2 separate regions of the Homo sapiens genome follow, and region 1 is linked to region 2. A link is a contact called in ENCODE Hi-C or POLR2A ChIA-PET data. All regions are on one chromosome and are shown on one strand. The core of a region is the stretch at or near the end of the contact, and the rest is flanking DNA. Distances in the headings are between cores, read along the strand shown.

Region 1 (6,980 bases), core at 3,503-6,002, 99 kb after region 2:
CAGTTATGCTTCCAAAGGCTTGCAGAGGTGAGGGAGACCTATGGAGGCCAAGCTACTCAATGGTGGCCCTGGTCTGGACAGCCGTGCTGTGATCTTCTCTTTGGGGCCCAGCTCAATGCTCGATACCTTGCTGCTCTGGTCCCCACACAGGCTGTGGTGATGCTTCCTGTTGGCTTCCTATGGTGAAACCTCCTCTGTTCACCCTGACAGACCTTCCCTTCCTCCCAAAGCCTGGCAGTCCTGCTGTGGTGGTTGCAGCCTTCACTGCTGGCCACGTGCTCTGAATCAACAGCCCCCATGGGCTCATTCACACTGAGCTGTGTCTGGGTCGCTGTATGGGGTCCTCCTGGCAGCCCTGGTGCACTTTCCTACTGACAGATCTCAGTAAAGATCTGTGAATGCTGCAATTCTAAAGGAAGGTATTGGAGGACTCTTAATACTCATCTTAGTATTAATGAAAATTAATGAAGACATTGTGATAATGGTGAAGGATGGTCATAACGATGCATGGAACAGAACAGGTTCAGGGATAGACTATACATCTATTGATTATTTGATAATGGTAACAAGGTTACTCAAAAAAGAAATGATAGAGTTTTTAACAAGTGATGCTGGAACAGTTGGGATTTCATATATAAAAAAAGAACCTCAGCTTATATCTTGTACAATACACAAATATTTACTTGACATAAATCATAATTCTTACTATAAAGCCACAGACTAAAAAGCTCTAGAAAAAAACATGTAAGAAAATCTTTGTGACCTTTGGCCAAGCAAGTATTTCTTAGATAAGATACAATAAACATAAACTATAACAGAAAAGCACTGATAAGTTGAATGACCTTCATCAGAATTTAAAAACTTCTGCTCTTTGTAAGGCACTGTTAAGGCAACAAAAGGATAAACAATAGGCTGGGAGAAAACATTTGCAAAACACGCATGTGATGAAAAAGACTCCAGTAATCAGAAGATGTATGGAACTTTCACAAAATAATACAAAAACAAACAAAAAAATGGGACAGCGGCAAAGATTCGGACAGTTCACCAAATAAAAAGCATCAATGCTGAATGAACACATCAAAAGATGCTCAAAGCCATTAATCATTAGACAAATTCAAGTTCGAACCAAAAGGAGATAACACTACACATAAATGAGAATGGCTTAAAAAAATGCCAGTACAAAATGGCAGTGCTGATGAGGACGTGGGGCCACTGAAAGCCTCATCTGTTACTGGTGAGAATGCAGCATGGTGCAGTCACTCTGGACGAGTTTGGCAGTTTCTTATAAAGTTAGTCATATGGATACCACTTAACCCCATAATACAACTCCTAGGTATTTACCTAAGATAAATAAAAACATACATCTACACCAAGACCCACGTACAAATGTCTATAGTCCCTATTTTTATAATCAGTTCAAACCAGAGTATCTCAAACATCCACCAGCCTGTGAACAGGTAAACAAATTGTGGTACATCTACACAGTGGGATGCTACATAGCAATAAAAATGAATGAATCGCAGACACAGGCAACAGTGTGGATGAAAAAGTCATTATGCTGAGGGAAGCTAGGTGCAAAGGCTGCATACTGTATGATTCTATTTATATGATATTCTAGAAAGATAAAACTGTATAATCCAAATCAGATTAGCACCTGCCAAGAGCTGGAACTGGTGGGAGTGGCTATTTGTGGATTTAAGGGGACTTTTCTGTGATGGAAATTGTCCATGTTGGTTATGGTGGTCTCACAACTGCATCCTTTTGTCAAAGCTTATAAAACTCTACACATAAAAAGGGCGAATTTTTCTACATATAAATTATATGTAGAAATGGCTGGGCACAGTGGCTCAAGCCTGTAATCCCAGCACTTTGGGAGGCTGAGGCAGGGGGATCACCTGGGGTCAGGAGTTCAGGACCAGGCTGGACAACATGGCAAAACTCTGTCTCTACTAAAAAATACAAAAATTAGCCAGGCGTGGTGGTGGGCGCCTGTAATTCCAGCTTCTCGGGAGGCTGAGGCAGGAGAATCGCTTGAACCCGGGAGGCAGAGGTTGTGGTGAGCTGAGATCACGCCACTGTACTCCAGCCTGGGGGACAGAGCGAGACTCCATATATTAAAAAAAAAAATTGTACCTTAGTAAGCCTAATATTAAAAAATAAAAGAGGGGAGAGATTTATTTATTGGCTTCTTTCTTCTATTCTATACAAACGTACCCACCTTTCCCTTAGCAGCCAGGTTTTCACAGTGAATAATGTGGGAGGGTCACAGAGAGAACTGTTACTTCCTGCCCTCAAACCAATGGTTGTTGACTAAACTCAATTTATATTTGCACAAGTAAGAAGCACCACTAGAGGCTTCCCCAGGACACAGCTTCCCAGCTACAGTGCCTGTGAGCAAGAAACAACCAAAGCAATTAGGTGGTCTGGCCAGTTCCTCTGGCAAGAACAGCTGAGGTGTCTTATAAAAGTGATCATAGTTTCACGTGTGCCAGAACATGAGCAGTTAGGAGGTACAGTAAGATCTTTGTAGGATGCTGTAACATTTTGCAGATTCTTCATATACTTGAATTTCATCCATCCATCAATGCATCCACCATCTGCATATTTATTCATCTGCAAATCCATCCACATATTCATTTATTCATTCATCTGTCATACACCCACCCACCCACCACCCACCTATCCATCCACCCATCCATGCATTCCATCCATCCATTCATCCATCCATCCATCCATCCATCCATCCATCCATCCTTCTGCATATCCATTTATTTATCTGCAAATCCATCCACATATCCATTTATCCATTCACCCATCATCCACCCACCCACCACCCACCCATCTATCCACCCATCCATGCATTCCATCCGTCCATCCATCCATCCATCCATCTGCATATCCATTTATTCATCTGCAAATCCATCCATATATCCATTTATCCATTCATCTATCATCCTTCCACCCACCACTCACCCAATCCATCCATCCATCCATCCATCCATCCAGCATATAGTCAATGAGCACTTAGAGTGCCAGATATTCTGTTAGACACTGAACAAAGCAGTAAATAAGTTTAGAAATGTCTTATTCTCAATCTAGAGGAGCATTTCAACAAATATGCCGGAAATCCAGTGTCGTAGGTTCTTTGATGGAAAAAGTAGAGATGGTATGGAAGAATATGATTTGAGTACTTAACTCAGACCCAGGCTAAGAGAATGCTTCCTGAAGTCATGTCTTATAAACCAAGATTTGAAGGATCACTGGAAATGAGTAAGGCAAGGACACAGTCTATGCAAAATCTGGAAGGTTAAAAAGTGTATGATAAGTTGGAAAAACAGAAAGAAAAATATGGCACATCAGCGCTGTTTGTGTGGGGTATGTCTGGGGGTTAAGGTTGATGGAGGCAAGCTGAAAGTTGAGGCCTGGGGACTAAGATGAACTTCATCTTGAGGACAAGAAGGCTTAATGCAAGAGAATGTTCTATGTTTTTAGGAAAATCACTCTTACCTTGGGGGAGGAATTGAATTAGAAAGGGGATAAAACTGGAAACGAGAAAATAAATTTAGAGCCATATTTGAAAGTAATGAAACAGAGTTTCTTTGAAAATGGTTTGCACATCATTTTTAAAAACCAATTCAAAGTGTATTAATCAATTATGTATATTTACCATGGACAATCTATAATAAAATATTAGGTCTGTAACAAAATCTTCAGTCTCTGTAACGTTGGAGTTGGCTTTTAGTGTCCCTGAGATAGCATTACTTACAGCTACTTCTGGGCAGGCATTACTTTGCAAGGATTTGTAGATAAGTCCAGTGCCACAGTTTATTAGGGTTAGACCATGGTGAAAGGCTGAAGAAACAAATCTTAATTTATCAGAGGTAGAAATATCTTCAGATTATTTATATGCTCACCTTAGAAGGGGACAAATTGAATATTCCCCTTTAGTGGTAGTACTTCTCAAAGCTATTGCAGAAGCGTTAGTTGCTTTGGTTAGAAGGCGTGTTGCCAGCACAGCAGATGGGTGGCAGTGTCTGGATTTAGCTTTCCTCCCCTTACCTAGCATGAGCAAACAGCACTGTGACGTCAAAGGAATCAGAGTATTGTTAGAGAGTCAGATATGTTTAATATTGCAAATGTCATTTAGAAGGTATGTAATGAAATTTAATTTTAATTGTATTATACACTTTGACCTATCCCAGTTATAACAATTACAATTTTATCTTAAAAACATTACACTTGGGATAATTGTGGAGTCATATAGTCATACTTAGAATATGTTAGAACATATTAGATATTGGCTAATATCCTAGATATTAAATAACATTAAAATAACTTCATAATTACTAGGTCATTGTTTCTTCTTAAGAATTTCTTTGTGGTAGTTAGATTTAACAAACCGATTCAATTGTGTAAGCTGTGGTCAGATGGAATAAAATGGAAAGGGATATTCAAGAAATTAACTCTCTTAAAAAAGGAATGAGGTAAAATAGCTCCTTTGATCATTGGCTCTACAAGTTTGGTCCCTGGACCAGCAGCGTCACAATCCCCCAGAAACACACTAGAAATGCCCATTGCGAATCTGCTGAAGTGCTCCCCCACCCCGACAACCCCAACCTGCTGAATCAGAGCCTCTGGGGGTGGCCCAGCAATCTACATGTTAGCAGGCCTTCCAGGAAGTCCTTAGAGACTCAGTGCCTAGGTTTTTACCTGGGCTGATCATGGGGGCAGCCTCTGCCTGGCATGGACTGAAATTCCAGACTCAAAAGCAGGTGTTTAGCATACATCATGTTGTTTGCAGAAGCAGTTTAGGTACAGTGAACACCACCTTCGTCCGTTAATAGCGGTGGGGACCCTCCCCAAACCCAAGTTCCCAGATGCCAGACAAGAACCAACCCAGTAAGCGGGTCTTTCCAACCACAGCAGTCAGGCCTGAAATGTTAACTCTTTTCCACACAGTCATACAGGTGTCATAAAATGAGCTGGCAGGATTTCTTCCTTTTCTATTTTGGAAATAATTTGTGAAGAATTGTTATTATTTCTTTTCATATTTTGGGAGAATTCAAAAATTCAGGACTGGGATTTTCTTTGTGGGTAGTTTTAATTATTAAATGTAATTACTAATAAACTTAATTACTCTCTCTTTGTTATAGGTCTAATCAGATTTTCTGTTTCTCCCTGAGTCAGATTTGGTGGTTTTTGCCTTTGTAGGAATTTCTTCATTTCATATGAGTCATCTAATTTCTTGTCACACAGTTGTTTATAGCATTCTCTTAGATCCACCCCCCCCTCCCCCCGCCTTTTTTTTTTTTTTTGCAATGTTGTCTTCCAGAAGAAGTTTGGAGCTGTAATTGCAACAAAATTTGATTGGATCTGTGTTGAGGTTATAGATTAAATTTGGGATAATTACTACAGCGTATTTACAACTTTGGTCTTCATTGCTGCCTATTGTCTGTTTACACAACCTGTCTATATACTTTGTATAAACAGGAAGCATCTACTTAATCTTTGATTAACTCATAGGAAAGTTATTTATTTTTTATGTTAACCTTATGCTGAACTAACATTATGAAGTCTTTAATTTTTATAAATATTTAGTGTTTTCCTCTAAAACTTTAGACAATAACTCCATATACATAAAAATGACAGTTTTCTTCTCCTTTCCAGTGTATTGTAGCTTTTCTCTTAACTTCTTGCTATATTCTACTAATGGCAATGAGAGTGTTTCATTAATTGTCTTCTTTTTTTGTCCAGAGGTCATTTTTGCCTTCCTTTATCTGGTAGAAGTATTTCAGGAAGTTTTGTATTTCTCTTTGCTCCAAAAGAGTTTAAATTATAAAAGAAAAAAAAAATGGTGAGTTCCCTGTGAGCATGATACCTTGTCTGATGTTTTAGCGTCATGCAGAGTGTGCACAGAGCATTTCATTTTCTCCTTGTTGTGATGTGCTTGCTCATATGTTCCCTCTCTTTCCAAGTAAAGAAAGGCTGGAAAACTGCATTTTCCTATTACCTCTATTTTTTCAGCATGATAGGTATAAAGTTGTAAATTCTGCCTTAGAATTCCCATACCACCTTAAAATTTCCTTCTTATTTGTTAATTTCATTACTCACTTGCTTTTGTATCTTATTTTTTTTCACATAATATTGAGGATATTTATTTCAGACCTTAAAAAGACTAAACCGTATTCCATTTTATTAAACTGCTCTTTAAAAAATTCACAGCAAATAAATGGATTAGTTTGTAATTTTCACCATACTAATTAGATCTTTGATAAACATTATTTTTTTTTTTTTTGAGACAGAGTCTGGCTCTGTTGCCCAGGCTGGAGTGCAGTGGTGCAATCTCGGCTCACTGCAACCTCCGCCTCCCAGGTTCAAGCAATTCTCCTGCCTCAGCCTCCTGAGTAGCTGGGACTACAGGTGCGTGCCACCATGCCCGGCTAATTTTTTGTGTTTTTAGTAGCGATGGGGTTTCACCATGTTCGCCAGGCTGGTCTCGATTTCCTAACCTTGTGATCCACCTGCCTCGGCCTCCCAAAGTGTTGGGATTACAGGTGTGAGCCACTGCACCTAGCCTTTTTTTTTTTTTTTTAGAGCAAGAGTTTTTATTGTTGTTGTTGTTTTCTTTTTTTTAACTTTTAAGTTCAGGGGTACATGCATGGGTTTGTTATATAGGTAAACTTGTGTCATGGGGGTTTGTTGTACAGATTATTTCATTACCCAGGTGTTAAGCCTAGTACCTATTCATTATTTTTCCTGATCTTCTCACTCCTCCCACCCTCCACCCTCCTATGGGCCCCAGTGTGTGTTGCTCCCTTCTGTGTGTCCATGCGTTCTCATCACTTAGCTCTCACTTATACGTGAGAACATGCGTTATTTGCTGGTGAGGCTATAGAGAAAAAAATGCTTATACACTGTTGGTGGGAGTGTAAATTAGTTAAACCATTGTGGAAGACCATGTGGCAATTCCCCAAAGACCT
Region 2 (6,864 bases), core at 3,842-6,341:
CGCGCCCACACAGCTCAACACCCTCCATGTGTGTCTGGAGAAGAGACCACCTGGTGAGCCCCAGGGAGCCGAGAGCAGGAGCCAGGACTTAAGGCTCCTCCCAGAAAACCGAAGCCTTGATTCTGGAGGGACAAGGGACACCCCAAGGGAAGTGTGTGAGCCTCCTGAGGAAATAGGGCTTGGCACCGAAGTTGGGGTGCTGCGGAAGAAGGGACTCAGAGAAAGTCAAGGTGGTCGTGGCTGTGGACCAGCTCCCTTCCCTGAGCTTGAGGCTGAAGCCTCAGCTGCAAAGTCCCCAGGAGACAGAGAGGGCCCTGGGGCAGCCACGGGAGAGGCCTGGGCGCAGTGGGAGCAGCTGCAGTGGCCCAGGCCACCCCCAGGTGACTCTCCTCCAGGGCAGACAGGGACCCTAACAGGGTGGGACAGACCCCAATGTCTCCAGAGACAGAGCAGGACCTGCAATTTAGGAAGAGCACAGCCGTGCTCAGCCCACGAAGCATGAATCCCGCCTTGTCTCGGGTGAGGTATGCTAAAGGGTTCGCTCTCGCTTGGTGCGAGCATTCTTCTGTGAATCCATTACGGGTCTCAAAGTCCTAATGCAGGGAACACACGCTCCCGTAGGCTTCTCCCAACGCTGGCAAAATAGAAACCTCTAAAATCTGGTCAGCCCTCGCGGCATCTGGTGCAGCTGTGACCGGCACGGCCAGGTGACCTCAGACGCGCTGCACACACCTGGGAGGCTGCAGAGGGGCAGCTGTGAAGTGGGGCTGTGACGCCCAGAGGCACTCAGGCATTCAGACCTGCACTGACCCGGGACAAAGACCTCAGCGTGGGGTGTTTTTCTTCCTTTCAGGAAGCCCCCCAGGCGCTGATTTGGGCCTGAGCTAGGCCTGCTTGAAGGAATGAATGAATGATGAATGAATGAATGCCCTCTGCCTGGCTTCTCCCTGCCAGTTTTCATATCTGGCTTTCTCTGGGCCTCCAGACTATTTTACAAAACGCATTGTTAGTCACGAGGTCTATCGCACCAGCAGCAGAAAATTCCAGAGAGAGTGGCAAGAAAAGTTCACCCGAGAAAAGGATGGGGAAATATTGGGATTCGGAAAACCACGTTACCGACCTTTGGAGCTGTCCTCTGAGCACAGGTGTCATGGTAATTAAGTGTCACTCCATGGAAAGAGGTCAGGAATAAACCTGTGTGTGTGCAATCGGTAAATTTTTCAAATTCCTCTTCTACACATGTTGTAAAAACAAACGAAGTTGAATCTACAAGATTTAGGACCCCGTGAGGATCAACCCATACAAAAATACCGCCAGGACCTTTTCTATGTTCTTGAGCAAATGCAGTTGTTTTGTTTTTGAAATTGTGTGAAACGTAATCCACATTTTAATGTACCTCCCATTAAAATTTAAGGTTGGGCACAGTGGCTCACGCCTGTAATCCCAGCACTTTGGGAGACCAAGTGGGAGGATCCCTTGAACCCAGGTGTTCGAGACAAGCTGGGGCAACATGGAGAGACTTTGTCTCCACAAAAAATAAAAATACAAAAATTAGCCTGGTGTGGCAGTGTGAGCCTGTCTGTGGTCCCAGCTACTCAGGGAGATTGAGGTGGGAGGGTCGTTTGAGCCCCAGAGATTGAGGGGTCAGTGAGCTGTGATCACACCACTGCACTCCAGACTGGGCAACAGAGGGAGACTGTGTCTCAAAAAAAAAAAAATAAATAAATAAGATTTTTACTTTAAGTTCCTATAGTACGTGTTATTTTGGTGTTGCTTATCTAGCCGTGTGTTTTAGTGTTAGGACTCTTTCCTAATGAGGCTTTAACCCTGGCATTTCACATACATTTAAACATGCGTGTTCAGGAAGGCTGCTGCCAGGCCTCAGCTCTTCTGAGTTCTCCCGCCCTGCATACACCCATTTTCAACCACTAGTCTGAAATGAATAAGGTGAGCTTCTAACATCTTGCTTAAATCCTCCTGTCTTCAAATATGTCTCGGCATATGAAAATAATGACAGAATAAAAGAGTCATCATCTCCCTTTAAAACTCACAATGCCTTTCATACAGCAATCTAAAATGATATATTGAAGCTGTCCACAGACGTGCTATGCCTGTTTCTGAAATACAATTGATTTATATTTATATTTATATTTCTCTTTATATTTCTAGAAAGACCAGCTGTAGCTGGTGCTCACACTTCATAAATCTTGCTCTCAAGCTGTCCCAAGGTTATTACATTTTCAGATAGCCGAAAGAACAGGAATAAAAACACCTGGAACACACAGCCTGCCACAACCCCATGTAAGAGAAAACCAGCTCCTCAAATATGTGAGAGTCTTTGTTGTTGTTGTTTTTGTCAAATTACTGAGTTAATTTATCTGGTATTTTCAGGCAACAATTTAAGCTGAATAAATCATGCCAGGTCTTTAGCTTCTGATTGGTGGAGAACAGATTTAGACACATGACTTCTGGAAAGTATAGGCTCTTGCTGTGTATCAGTTGGATGATGATGAGTAGAACTGGCAGAATCCGCCTCAGTTTATGCAACAAGTATTAGGGACTGTGCACTATGGTAGACATCAGTGGGGGCTAACACATGTTTTAACAGTTTTCCAGAACAGACGTTTGCAATGTAGCATTTAAGCCCCTTGTAAACAAAATGCTACCAAAACTGGAGAAGACAGCCATCCTTTTTGGAAGCTGTGCAAGGAAGGAGACAGCTGAGAAACAAGGGCAAGGAGGCGACTCCAGAAAGGAGTGGACTACGCCAATGATGAGCTGGGAATCCCAGCTAGAGTCTCAGCTAGAGTCCCGAGAAGTCTCTCAGATGGGCAAGCTGGGAGACGCTCAGGCAGCTCCCGGGACAGTGGAGGCCAAGTGGGAAGTGAACTGCGGCATAGAAGACAGCAAAACGTTACACTGTATTTTGTTTCTTTCTTTTCTTTAAATTTTTTATGAGACAGAATCTTGCTCTGTCACTCAGGCTGGAGTGCATTGGCGCAATCTGGGCTCACTGCAACCTCCGCCTCCCGGGTTCAAGCAGTTCTCCTGCCTCAGCCTCCCGAGTAGCTGGGATTACAGGCGCCCACCACCACGCCTGGCTAATTTTTGTATTTTCAGTAGAGACAGGGTTTCACCATGTTGGTCAGGCTGGTGTTGAACTCCTGACCTCAGTTGATCCTCCCGCCTCGGCCTCCCAAAGTGCTGGGATTACAGGCATGAGCCACCGCGCCCGGCTAGTATATTTTCCATTCAACATAATTCTGCCAGTTCTAGTCGTCATCATCCAGTCTACTCTACTCCTCTACCGAGCACAACCCCCTTCTTTAGAAAGCCAGCAGCATTTTGTATACATGGCAGGGTATTGAGCAAATATTTTGCCATGGGAAAATTACTTGGGAACTTCTAAGCTTCCTAATAAAACTATAAGCACTTCAAGGGCAAGAATGACATCTATTTTCTCTTAACATACCCTGAAATGGACGGCATAGTATTTTTGTACACAGTAGACACCAAGGAATTTTTAAAAAGTAATGGTACGTTTGCTGTATGTGAGGAGCCTACAACATAGTTCTATAATTTTTTGCTTTGATAGCAAGTTTAGCAAACATGGTAGCTTTCAACCATACAAGAAAGATGAAGAAAATGAGTATCCATAAACGTTCCTCATCAGATGAAGACTCACGCAGGACATAAAATGTTATTCTCTAAATATGGAAAAAGCATCAAAAATACATGATGCAAATAAAAATAAACTGTCAACAAAAAGCTTTAGTATCAATTAGTTATTCTAATGCAAATTCAATTTATCAGTGAAACAGAAAGGACTTCCTGATCACATGAAAGCACACATTTGAGAGCTTGTGTGGGTCTATTCAGATGAGCTGTGTCGACCTGGAAACACCGAGGCACTCACGGTCTGTTTCCTTCCTTCACTTACAGCAGCAATCCTAAGTTAACCCGGAGCTCATTAAAATACATATTCCTGGGCCCGACCCCAAGACTGTGGGGTGGTATGCCAGGGTGGGCCTAGGACTCTGCATTTAATTTGAATTCTCAGTGTAATGTGTGCAGGTGGCTGCAGACCACAGGAGCCAGCTTGTCCCCTCTCCTGGTGAGCAGGTCAGGGGGCCACGGCAGATGCTTGGCTTGGGAGTTGGGCGTCCAGCCACCAAGGCAATTCTGTCCCTGCTAGGACTCTAAACTGATCCAGGTAGCTTTGTTTTGTTTTCCGTGTGTATTGACCTCTGGAGCTTTAGGTTTCTTAATCAGGCTCCAGGTGAAAAGCAGATCTGAGTAGAGCATTTCTCTGTCTCTCTGGGTTGGTGGTCAGCCGGGAAGCAGCCTAGGGCACCTGCACGGAGTCTGCGGGTGGAGCTGCCCTGAGCTCCATCCCTTCCCAGCACAGGGCATTTTGCTCTTGCCTGCAGGGCAGCATGGGCACACCTTCCTACCTGGAAGGAGCAGGGCTCTCTGGGAGCATCCCGTGTCACCAGATGCCCCAAAAGACGGGCCGCAACACCAGCAGTCCCCTGAACTGCTGAGAAACCTCCCTTTCTCCAGCCTCCTGCCTCCCCCTCATCTCTGCCTCTGGGTCCTTTGTTTCCATGTTCTATCTCCTCTTTATTACTTGCCTTTTTATACATTGTATATGTGGTCTCTAATGTAAAATTAAACAGGTAATTTGGTTAATCACTTACTATGAATAAAACTTCATTTTCTTTCTTGACCTTTGGAAAATTGGGGAGCTGAATATTAATCCCTTTACTCTTAAAGGAAGTGAATTGATGTAAACATAAATCGCTAGAATAACTCTTCTGGCCACCACGCCTCCCACCCCCCACCCCGTGCTGGCCTCCTTTCTTGGGGCTCAGTAGCTGCTGTGGTCGCTGCCTGCACCTCCTTCCCCAGCTGCACCCCCGGAAGTGGGGGTTGGACGCGGGGCAGCTGGGGCCGCACTGGCCTGGGTGCCTGTCTCAGGTGAGTTCGGAGGGGATGGGAGAGGAAAGGAGCAAAGTCTCCCTCGGGGCCAGTGGGGGAGAGCCCACCCACAGGAGATAGGAGATAGGGCTTTGGGGACTTCCTGAGGCTGTTGAGCGGGCAGCCACACTTTACCTCCAGAGTTTCTGAGCCAGGTCGCCTGCAGAGTGACAGGAAGTGGGGCCCTGGTTTGCTGGCCTCTGTCTGAATCATGCTAGACTGCTCTTAGAGGCCCAGCTCATTATAAATCCTGGCAGCCAAGAAGGAAAAAGGGCTGGATCCCCATACAAATTTTGTTCCTTAAATCTTTTCAGATTTAGCTAGATTCTCATGGTTCTTCCTCAAGTCATGGGCTCAAGAGTGAGGTTGCAAACACCTAGTTAATCCCCAGGCCTGTGCTGAATCCAGCCCACTCCTCTGAGGTCCCGGCTCCTGCCCGTTTCTGCACGCTTCTCTTTTTAGATCAATTTCTTTATCCTTCCTTTCTGCACTTATATTACTTGAACAAATGACAACGAAGAGGAGGGAGACTGTCTCTCCTGCCCTTTCTTCTTCCTCTCCTTCGCCTTCCTTGTCATTGTCATGCTCTTACCAAATTTCAGTAATTTCACCTCCACACCTGCTTTCAGATTCCTTTGTGGGGCCTTCTAATCTTCCTCTCTAACACTTCATTATCGCTGGTGTCATTTCCCCCCAAACTTTACATTGGTTTATTTATTGCTAATATAAATTACTAATTAGTTCGAACATATTAAAAAGCACAGATAATAATCTACAAGACAACTGGCTTATCCTTTTCATCAAAAAAAGTAACACATTCTGTTATTTGTATAAAATCTCAAAATATTTTTAAGAAATAAAACCATGCAGAGACAGCCAATTCCCTCCCCTCCCCGAGATTAGAAGATAACATTACCTGGCTTCTATATGTCATATAATCCCACGTAATCATGACCACATGTTCTTTTGTGGATTTGAAAATTTTAAAGAAATAGAATAATACTATATATATTCATTTGCAGTTTGCTGGTTTCCATTCAACACTGTTATTTAGAATTTTGTCCATGTTGATACACAAAGTCTGGGTAGTTTAACTGTTGTAAGTAAATCATAGCGTAAATCTATAGCCCTACTCATGGGGAATTAGTGTGTTTCCCTCCTTTTTTTTTGTATCAAAACTTTTACTCGATAAAATATGTACACCTAGTTCAGTAGTGCTGAGAGGGAATTCATACCCTGAAATACTTATATTAGAAAGCAGGAAAAGTCTCAAATCAATAATCTAAGATCTAATTCAAGAAACCAAAAAAAAAAGAGCTAAATATATACAAACAAAGTAGAAGGAAGGAAATACCCAAGAAAGAAATCCCCAGGCCCACATGGTTTCACCGGAAATTTCTACTAAAACAGTTAAGGAGAAATTTATGGCAATTTTATACAATCTCTTCCAAAAGTTAGAACAAGTGGGAACACTTTCTAACTCATTTTATGAGGCCAGTTATCCTGATACTGAAACTAGCAAAGACTATACAAAAAATGAGAACTATAGATCAATATCTCACAAACACTTAGAGGCAAAAGTCCTCAACAAAATATTAGTAAAGTGAATCTAGCAACACATAAAAAAGTTATATACATGGCTAAGTGGAATATATATCAGATACTCAAGGGTGGGTCAGCATTAGAGAGTCAGTCAATCAACTATCCATCATACCATGAAGTCAAAGAAGAAAAATCTCATGAACATATAAATTGTCCCAGAAAAGACATTTGACAAAATACAACACACATTCATGAATAGACATGGACTATTGACTTGATAAAGAACATCCATAAAAATCCTATAGCTACATCATAATTGGTGGTAAAAACTCAGTGCTTTGC

What was found. Hi-C counts contacts between places; a loop is a spot of excess contacts on that map. ChIA-PET counts read pairs that join two places held with the same protein, here RNA polymerase II (POLR2A). Pooled maps may share reads with other maps.
Region 1: a pooled map shows a loop between it and region 2 (2.9-fold over the local background). The contact joins two enhancer-like sites. A Hi-C loop is called at or near these places in 8 of 168 maps with a recorded cell type or tissue (Caco-2, Calu3, MCF 10A and 5 more), 2 of 37 single-sample maps with no recorded cell type and 12 of 50 pooled maps. POLR2A ChIA-PET finds 5 or more read pairs at or near these places in 13 of 52 experiments (CD4-positive, alpha-beta T cell, CD4-positive, alpha-beta memory T cell, GM12878 and 10 more).

The regions. Positions count from the first base shown.
Region 1 is chr18:77,218,634-77,225,613 of GRCh38, forward strand. No RefSeq gene overlaps it. Among named protein-coding and RNA genes, the nearest start is that of GALR1, 28 kb to the right of the region's middle. Within about 2 kb of position 4,753, at least 2 of the 41 ENCODE cell types and tissues checked have a DNase peak (open chromatin) inside an H3K27ac peak, as active enhancers do.
Region 2 is chr18:77,119,605-77,126,468 of GRCh38, forward strand. All of the region lies in intron 1 of MBP (myelin basic protein), which reads right to left. Among named protein-coding and RNA genes, the nearest start is that of MBP, 9.7 kb to the right of the region's middle. RefSeq lists enhancers at 48-656, 657-1,265, 3,751-4,684, 5,063-5,122, 5,163-5,272. Within about 2 kb of position 5,092, at least 10 of the 41 ENCODE cell types and tissues checked have a DNase peak (open chromatin) inside an H3K27ac peak, as active enhancers do.